2 separate regions of the Homo sapiens genome follow, and region 2 is linked to region 1. A link is an interaction called in ENCODE POLR2A ChIA-PET data of the cell type or tissue named here. Cell type or tissue: GM12878. All regions are shown on one strand. Region 1 overlaps SMIM14-DT (SMIM14 divergent transcript). Region 2 overlaps UBE2K (ubiquitin conjugating enzyme E2 K).

Region 1 (5,000 bases):
TGCCCAGGCTGGTTTGGTCTCAAACTCCTGGTCTCAAGCCATCCACCCACCTTGGTCTCCCAAAGTGCTGGGATTACAGATGTGAACCAACATGTCCAGCCTTTTTTTTTTTTTGAGACAAATTCTGGCTCTGTCACCCAGACTGGAGTGCAGTGGTGCCATCTTGGCTCACTGCAACCTCCACCTCCGAGGCTCAAGCAATTCTCTCACCCCAGCCTCCTGAGTAGCTAGGACCACAGGTGCTCACCACCACGCCTGGTTAACTTTTGTGTTTTTTGTAGAGATGGGGTTTTGCCATGTTTCCTATGCTGGTCTGGAACTCATGAACTCAACAGATTGTCCCACCTCAGCCTCTCAAAGTGCTGGGATTACAGGTATGAGCCACCACACTCAGCCTGCCCAATTCTAGAACTGCAATAAAGTCAGTTGAGATCTTTGCATTTGTTGTAATTTGTCCTTTGACCGGGATGATACAGGAACTTGAATACAAGACTTTCCTAGTTTACTACAAGTTTATTTTTCAATGCTAACTCAGTAGTCACTGGACTGGGTCTGTAATTAAGGGTCCCAGAGGTTTGATAGTATTCTAAAACAATGTACCATATGTATTCATTTGAACCTAACTGCAAAAATCCTAAAGGGCTTGATGAGACAGATTATTCCTTCCCCAGTCTTGCAGAGTTGGAGCTAACTGTGCAAATGTTTTGTTGCCTAGTGGAGAGGATAGCTGCATTTTCTCCACTTATCCAATTTGCCTTCTATGATTAATAATGGACTAGAAGGGAAGTCAGTGTGTATCTCATCTTACTACCAGACATATGGACTAGTCCAGTGGCTGAGCCAGAGGGACCTACTTAGGGGAAAATGTTCAGATTAAAATTAATGATTAAGGAAAGAAAGGTGAAATTGTTGCTGAAGGGAAAGTCAATAAATGTGTTGTATAAAAGGAAAAAACTAACAATTTTGGTGAGGCATAAAGAGAGGCTTAGAACAAGAGAATAGTCTTAGCTTGGACTCACATGTTTGTTGGGGAGAAGAACTCTAGCAAAACAACTTCTTTTGAAGAGCCAAGAAGTAAGCTGAATGAAAACAGCAAAAATTATCAGGAGTAGTCTATATTTTCAATATGAATGAAAAAAGGGGAGCTCCAACTATGACTATAGAAAATGCTAATGTGGGTATGTCTTTTGGTTTTTGTTTCACAGGACATTATTGCTAGAGGAGAATTTGCCTAAGGAAGATATAGACTTGGTTAATGATAGGTTATGATTCCTTTTTTTTTTTTTTTTTTTGAGATGGAGTCTTGTTGTCTCCCAGGCTGCTGGAGTGCAATGGTGCAATCTCGGCTCACTGCAACCTCTGCCTCCTGGATTCAAGCGATTCTCCTGCCTCAGCCTCCCAAGTAGCTGGAATTACAGGTGCCCACCACCAAGCTTGGCTAATTTTTGTATTTTTGGTAGAGATGGGGTTTTTCAATTTTGGCCATGCTGGTCTAGAACTCCTGACCTCAGGTGATCCACCCACCTCTGCCTCCCAAAATGCTGGGATTACAGGTGTGAGGCACCGTGCCCAGCCAGATATTAATATTAACTAAATATATTCTTTTTTTTTTTTTTCGAGATGGAGTTTCACTCTCGTTACCCAGGCTGGAGTGCAATGGCACAATCTTGGCTCACCGCAACCTTTGCCTCCTGGGTTCCAGCGATTCTCCTGCCTCAGTCTCCCAAGTAGCTGGGATTACAGGCATGTGCCACCACACCCGGCTAATTTTTTTGTATTTTTAGTAGAGACAGGGTTTCACCATGTTATCCAGGATGGTCTCAATCTCCTGACCTCGTGACCTGCCCGCCTCAGCCTCCCAAAGTGCTGGGATTATAGGCGTGAGCCACTGCGCCCAGCAATATTAACTAAAAATATTCTAAGACAATACAGGCATGCAGTTAGATTATCATCAGTGCCCTGTTTAAAAGATTTAAAAAGTCTGGGCTAATGCCTATAGTCCCAGCACTTTGGGAGGCTGAGGCAGGAGGATCACTTGAGCCCAGGAGTTTGAGATCAACATGGGCAACATTGTGTCTATTATTTTTTTTTTTAAAAAGGAAAACAAAAAAAAAGGTAAAATATATTAAGGATAGAATATTACCTAATTTAGGGGGAAATGGAGAAAAACTAATAAGCAGAATATTTTGACTTCAGAACCCCACTACTTAAGAGGGAAGTCAAAACTGGCTGTTCCAATTCCAATTCCAACCATCCTCAACACATAGCAGTTTACTTGACATTAAAATACTTGGCTACACTTTCAGTTGCTATGATATCAGGATGTAGTTGGCCAAGAGTGTGGTCAGATTCCAAAAAATGATGTTATGATAGTCAAACATACAATATAGTTTAAACATAATCTAGAGTCTCCTCTAACTCCAAGCTAAGGGCATCATGGTTCATATCTAAACTGAGAGTGTGAGAAAATGTAAAGAAAGGTGTTCATGGATAAATTGGTATGTTTTGTGAAATGTTTTGTAGCATCCAACGTGAATTGAAATGGGAAGAAGTTGGAAACAGAAACCTACCAAGAAATCACTTTTAGTTCTTGAGTATTAATTAACTAGGGCCAGAGCAAAAGTTTTGAGAGAGCATAAGATCAGTTGAATCCAGCAGATAAGAATGAAAGAGATGATATTTGGCAATATTTTGAAAACATAGTATTAAGCAGTCTTACCTTAAAATTATAGAAAACAATATATTAATATTTGTATTTGGACTGGACAAAATCTATGACTAAAATTTCTAGGCAGAATGATCTATAACGGGTGGAGGCCTGCTTTTCCTACTGGAAGACTACTTACAAACATAATTTAAGACCAGATACAATTTCGATGATTAAATCATAGAACTACTGAGTAATATAAGGCCAAGGACAGAAACTGTGGTTATTTAGTGATTGAATAAACATGACATAGAAACAGAACACACAGTACTTGGCTTTGATAAGTAGTTCTCCACCCAAATACTGAAAATCATAAGCAATGACTGCCATTAAATTATGGATGACTCTGCCCGCCAGTTGTTTGCAAGCAGAGTAAATAGACCATCAGGGACAGGGTAAAGTGAAACTTAATAGTCATTAGCCAGCAATAGTTGAGCAATTTTTTTTTTTTTTTTGAGATGGAGTCTTGCTCTGTCACCCAGAATGGAGTGCAGTGGCACAATCTTAGCTCACTGCAACCTCCACCTCCCAGGTTTAAGCGATTCTCCTGCCTCAGCCTCCCGAGTAGCTGGGATTACAGGTGTCTGCCACCATACCCGCTAATTTTTTTTGTACTTTTAGTATAGAGGGGGTTTCACCATGTTGGCCAAGCTGGTCTCGAACTCCTGACCTCAAGTGATCCACTCGCCTTGGCCTCCCAAAGTGCTGGGATTACAGGCGTGAGCCACTGCACCTGGCCTTTTTTTTTTTTTTTTTTTGAGACAGAGTCTCACTCTGTCACCCAGGCTGGAGCATGATCTCGGCTCACTACAACCTTCCCCTCCCGGGTTCAAGTGATTCTTGTGCCTCAGCCTCCTGTGTAGCTGGGATTACAGTGCACACCAACACGCCCAGCTAATTTTTTGTATTTTTAGTAGAGATGAGGTTTCGTCATGTTGCCCAGGCTGGTCTCAAACTCCTGAGCTCAGGCAATCCACCCACTTCAGCCTCCCAAAGTGCTAGGATTACAGGCGTAAGCCACTGCCCCAGGCCATCTTGAGCAATTTTGATGTGCCAGGTCTTGTGCTATGCGTTGGGCATAGTATATAATTTTCCCAATAATGCTGTAGCTCAGCAGTCCCCAACCTTTTTGGCACCAGGGACTGGTTTTGTGTAAGACAGTTTTTCCACCGGCTGGGGTAGGGGTAACAGGGGGAGGGGGATGGTTTCAGGATGAAACTGTCAACTATAAATCATCAGGCATTAGATTTTCATAAGGAGCACGCAACCTAGATCCCTCACATGCACGGTTCACAATAGGGTTCGTGTTCCTACGAGAATCTAATGCTGCCGCTGATCTGACAGGAGGTGGAACTCAGGCAGTAATGCTCACTCAAGACAGGGTTTCACCATGTTGGCCAGGCTGGTCTCAAACTCCTGACCTCAAGGGATCCGCCCGTCTCGGCCTCCCAAAGTGCTGGAATTACAGGCGTAAGCCACCGCACCCGGCCAGCAAAATTTTATTGGAAACTCAAACAACTATTGCCTGGGCTCTTGGAATTCTCACTATTCTGAGGTAAAGCTACAAGCCATGTGTTTGATTTGGATACATCTGGGATTTTCAAGTTCTGGGATTTTTTTTTTCACCCTAAGTTGATTAACAAAGATGGACTAATAGAAGTCAACCTCAGGTTCGCTCTTTAAACCGAGATCAAAACCTAAACAGCCAGTTCTCTGCTGCCTCGTCCTGGTTTCCTTTAATTGTCAAGAATTAAAAGGTGTAGAAGGCATTTCTTCAGAGAGAGAAGGGGAGAGGGAGAGAGAGAGGAAATGAAAGTCAAGCTACTGTGAAACCTAAAGTTCCATGAAGTTAAAAAAAAAAAGTCCCTAACCAAATAGTCTAGTTCTCTATCACTCAGAATCTCAATCACTTTGTAAGTCTCACCCAGGTAAGTGTCCAGACATGACCATGGAGGGAAGAATAAGCAGGAATTTGTCTGCTTCTGCTTTCTGGTAGTACTTTTTTTTTTTTTCAAGACGGAGTCTCGCTGTGTCGCCCAGGCTGGAGTGCAGTAAACTGATCTCAGCTCACTGCAAGCTCCACCTCCCGGGTTCACGCCATTCTCCTGCCTCAGCCTCCCGAGTAGCTGGGACTGCAGGCGCCTGCCACCACACTCAGCTAATTTTTTGTATTTTCGGTAGAGACGGGGTTTCACCGTGTTAGCCAGGATGGTCTCAATCTCCTGACCTCGTGATCCACCCACCTCAGCCTCCCAAAGTGCTGGGATTACAGGCGTGAGCCACCGCGCCCGGC
Region 2 (5,000 bases), 91 kb after region 1:
TGCCCAGCTAATTTTTTGTGTTTTTAGTAGAGACGGGGTTTCACCATGTTAGCCAGGATGGTCTCGATCTCCTGACCTCGTGATCCACCTGCCTCAGCCTCCCAAAGTGCTGGTATTACAGGCATGAGCCACCGCGCCGAGCCTAGATAAGCTTTTTAAAAATGCTGTATAGCTGCTAGTTGCTCAAGATAACTTCAAAACGAAACAAAAAGTTGCCTTCTGTTTGTATATTACTGGTTAGAAAAGCTCCTTGGTAAAATTTTGCATTTTATATACCCATTTAAAGGAATAATTTGGGCTGGGCACAGTGGCTCACGCCTGTGATCCCAGCACTTTGGGAGGTTGAGGCAGGTGGATCACGAGGTCAGGAGATCGAGACCATCCTGGCTAACATGGTGAAACCCTGTCTGTACTAAAAACACAAAAAAATTAGCCAGGCGTGGTGATGGGCGCCTGTAGTCTCAGCTACTTGGGAGGCTGAGGCAGGAGAATGGCGTGAACCCGGGAGGTGGAGCTTGAAGTGAGCCGAGATCACGCCACTGCACTCCGGCCTGGGCAACAGAGCGAGACTCTGTCTCAAAAAAAAAAAAAATAAATTAAATAAAATAAATAAATAAATAAATAAATGAAGGAATAGTTTGTCTTTATGTCTATCTCTCTTGTTGAATTTTGCTTAAAAAATAAAAAATATATTTAAAGTTTTTTATATTAAAATAGAGACAAGGACTTGCTATATTGAGCAGGCTCTACTCAAACTCCTGGCCTAGCTTTAAGCAGTCCTCCCACCTCGGCCTCCCAAAGTGTTGGGATTACAAGGCATTAGCCATGGACCCAGCTTGTTTTTATTAGGCTAGTGCAAAAGTAATTGCAGTTTAATTGCACAAATATTAACAAATAAGTATTGACATTTAATTTAGGGCACAAATGAAAAGATTGGGACCTTATTTCATTTGCGAGAACCAGCTAGAAGTAGAATTTTGTTTATGGCATAATCTCTGTCCTTTGTATCATCTGTACTTTTATACCTCCTTGCCTTCTTTTTTTTTTCTGACCCTTTTGTTGTTGTTGTTATTTAGCAATTCTTAACAGGATGGATTAGAGGACACAGTGGAGATTAAAACTCCAATAGTTAATTGTCCTGATGAAATGTTGGCATTGCATTGTCTGGATTAAATGTATTTATCTCTGGCCTTGTTACTCACTGATAAACTAATACAGTTGTATGAAATGGATATTCTGTATGCTTTAAACAACCTTTAAATTAAAAACTAGTGCTTTTGATTACTTTCTTTCTGGATTTCAACTTTAAAATGAATTTTTATAATTGAATATAAAATAGCTGCTCTGAAAAGCTCATCAGTATATTTGTCTTATATATTTGAATTGAGCAGCATTCTTAACTTTGTTTTCCCCATTTTTTTAGGAGGAAGATACCAACTAGAGATAAAAATACCAGAAACATACCCATTTAATCCCCCTAAGGTATTGTAAGCCTATTTTTGTGCATGAAGTTACAAAATATTTTATATTTCTGACCTCATTTTATTAATATATATTTTAGGGCTTATTAAAGTCACAGCTTTATGAATTGCTTACTGTGTAAACTTGATGTGGACAGGATTTTAGATAATGGCAGGTGGCTGGCTTCTGAAATTAGAATGAAAAGCAAACTCACCCAAAGGCAGCCAGTAATGGCTCAAAACTGGAATAGGATGTACATCTGACAATGGCTCATATACTAGATCTAGAAATACGTGGCAGTGTTCCCAAATTTAGAGAGCCCTTTTACACATAGACAGAGGTTCTTACTTGACTCAAAGAAGTATGTGTTTTAGGAGAGTACCTTCTACATTCAGTCATTATTTGAGTACTTTGTGCCAAGAACTATAGCAGTAACTAAGACTTATACTGTTCCTGCTTTCATAGAGCTCACATTATAGTGGGGAAAAAAAACTGAGCATGGAATTGCAACTGTGATAAATGTTGAAAGGGAGTATGGAATACCCTAAGATCATGTATAACAGGGGGACCCAACCTAAACTTATTTTTGGATTGAACCACTTTCTTTATGTCTCTGCTTTTACTGTCATCAGCACTTTAGGCATTCAACTTTATTCCCTGTTTTGTCTATTATTTAATCACCCTTCCATCTTTTCCATTTCTACTCATTCTCTGCACTGTTGGTCTAGAAATCTTCCTAGAGTTCAGTTTTGATCATGCTGCTTTTCTTTCCCTGAATAAAGTCTAAACTCCATGGCTTGGCACTTGAAACCTAGAACCTGACCCCAGTCTTGTTTCCCACTCTAATCTTCTACCACTTCCACCCACAATGTGGGTCTCATTTTCCATCTTAGATTGTTTATTTGTAGGTGATGCTTATTCTTCCACAGCTTTCTATCAGTTTCACTTAAATCTTTGTCCCTATTATTTAAAATTCTAGTTTTCTATGAGGCCCGAGTATCACTTTCTTCATTAAGCTGAGTTCATCAAATGTTTCTCCCTCTCCTCTCTCAGTAGCATTTTATACAATTTATATAGTGGCAACACAAATATAGTTCCAACTCATGTATTATTTTGGATATGTATCTTTCTCTAGCTTTTATGCTCCTGAGTCATATAGGTCTTTTACACCTATATATTATCAGTAATTCCCAATAGTATAGTGTCCCTTGGGCATATGATAGCAGTCACTCAGAATGTTCTAGAATTTGTTCATTCAACCTATTGGTTGTTCCAGTTTAAGAATAGATATGATAATGGAAGTTCCAGGGTGATTTTGGCTCACTTAGCATTATGGGCTGCCTATTAGTCTATTGTTTATGTACATCTATTTTCTGATAAGTCTGGTCGATTTTTTTATTGTGATAAAATATGCATGACATAAAATTTACCATTGTAATCATTTTTATGTGTGCAGTTCAGTGGCAGTGTATTTACCTTGTTGTTTAACCTTTACCATTATCTGTCTGTAGAACTTTCTCACCTTCCCAAACTGAAACTTCGTACCCATTAAGCAATAACTCCCCATTATTCCCCGCTCCCAGCTTCTGGTAACCACTGTTTCTGTTTCTCCGAGTTTGATTAATTCAGAAACCTCATGTAAGTGGAATCATAAAATGTCATTTTGTGTCTGGCTTATATCACCTAGCATAATGTCATCAAGGTTCATTCATGTTAAAGCATGTGTCAGAATTTCTTTGTTTTTAAGGCTGAATAATACTCCATTATAAGTATAGACCATATTTTGTTTTCTTATTCAGCTGTTAATGGATATTTGGATTTTGTTTGTTTGTTTTTTGTTTTTTTGAGATGGAGTCTTGCTCTGTCTCCCAGGCAGGAGTGCAGTGGCACAATCTCAGCTCACTGCAAGCTCTGCCTCCTGGGTTCACGCCATTCTACTGCCTCAGCCTCCCAAGTAGCTGGGACTACAGGCGTCTGCTACCTCGCCCGGCTAATTTTGTTGTTGTTGTTGTTTTCTTTTTTTTTTTTTTGAGATGGAGTCTCGCTCTGCCGCCCAGGCTGGAGTACAGTGGCGCGGTCTCGGCTCACTGCAACCTCTGTCTCCTGGGTTCAAGCAATTCTCCTGCCTCAGCCTCCTGAGTAGCTGGGATTACAGGCACCCGCCACCAAGCCCAGCTAATTTTTGTATTTTTAGTAGAGATGGCATTTCACCATGTTGGCCAGGCTGGTCTTGAACTACTGACTCCATCTGAAAAAAAGAAAAGAAAAGGAAGTCATACACATTAAGTGGGTGAATTATGTCTCAGTAAAGGTGTAGCCTTTATAGTGTATAATAGCTTCAAAGTAATTGCATAGTTGTGGCTCTGTTTTAGGCAGTTCAACCTGTAACTTCATTTAATTTTTGAAATAAATATTTTATTAAATCTCTCCCACCTCATCCCCACTTTTTTTTAGAGACAGGGTCTTACTCTGTTGCTCAGTCTGGAGTTTAGTGGCATGCACAGTCATAGCTTAGTGCAGCCTTTAACTCCTGGGGTCAAGTGATCCCTCCACCTTGGCCTCCCAAAGTGCTGGGATTACAGGCGTGAACCACCACATCCACTCCCTTGTTTTATTAAAGCGAGAAAAATAGACTCAAAACATAATAACTGAAGTATGTCTGATGTTTTTGCTACTACCTCATCTTGCTATTGAAGCCACTGTTACCTGGCCAGGCATGGTGGCTCACGCCTATAATCCCAGCACTTTAGGAAGTCAAGGCAGGAGAAGCGTTTGAGCTCGGGAGTTTGAGTTCAGCCTGGACAACATAGCAAGGCCCTGTCTCTAGTCCCAAAAAAAAAAAAAAAGAAAAAGAAAAGCCTCTACATCTCTAATTCTAGCTGTTCCGTTTGGAGGTAGCTTTGACATTTAGAAACATCTTCTTAGGTTCAACCCCAATTTGTATTACTGTGACCTCAACCAATTAGTCATAGTTGCAGTTTAGTGTTCTTTAAATACGGTATATATGAAATAAAATTTTTTTAAATAACAAAAAAAAATAAAGAACAAACAAGAAAATGTTATATACCCTACTTGTGGCATTACGCTCTTGCAGTAAATGTTAATGAACATGATAAATATGTTCTAGATGTATACTACGTTGATTTGAATTTTTACTGATTGGTAAATAAAATGAGAAGAATGGGGAATATTTATGTAAATTTCTTGCTGAATTGTGTGTTCACATGTGTTTGGACTCAGGCTTAATTTTAAGTCTTATGAGGTAAAATTATCAAGGTAGCTGGTTATATTCTCATTACTACTGTGCAGCTAAAATTTGAGAAAAGATGAAAAATTCACATTTGTCTTACCATGGTCACAGAATGTTTTGTGTTTATTATTATGCAATAAATTATTGACCGGAAGAGTAGGCTTACTTCTAAAACAGAGAAAATATATCTTTGAATCAGGTGATAATAGTGTAGAAGGAATTTGATTAAATGCATACAACCAATATGATTTCTAGCATTAAATTGCAATGTATATTGTGTTAGTGAAAA

What was found. ChIA-PET counts read pairs that join two places held together with the same protein. Peaks named below come from ENCODE experiments on the same cell type or tissue, not always from the same donor. Only the 100,000 strongest peaks of a DNase experiment are listed, where the experiment ranks them.
Region 2: POLR2A ChIA-PET joins it to region 1 with 5 read pairs; 2 of 35 experiments call an interaction of 5 or more read pairs at or near these places.

The regions. Positions count from the first base shown.
Region 1 is chr4:39,653,092-39,658,091 of GRCh38, forward strand. It overlaps SMIM14-DT (SMIM14 divergent transcript), which reads left to right. Exons shown (of 6, transcript NR_183845.1): 4 at 1-374. Among named protein-coding and RNA genes, the nearest start is that of SMIM14-DT, 16 kb to the left of the region's middle. RefSeq lists a silencer at 4,544-4,744. In GM12878, no CTCF peak of the experiment used is centred here; a DNase peak (open chromatin) is centred at 4,580; H3K4me3 peaks cover 134 bases; H3K27ac peaks cover 776 bases.
Region 2 is chr4:39,744,329-39,749,328 of GRCh38, forward strand. It overlaps UBE2K (ubiquitin conjugating enzyme E2 K), which reads left to right. Exons shown (of 7, transcript NM_005339.5): 3 at 1,424-1,482. Among named protein-coding and RNA genes, the nearest start is that of UBE2K, 49 kb to the left of the region's middle. In GM12878, no CTCF peak of the experiment used is centred here; no DNase peak of the experiment used is centred here; H3K27ac peaks cover 568 bases.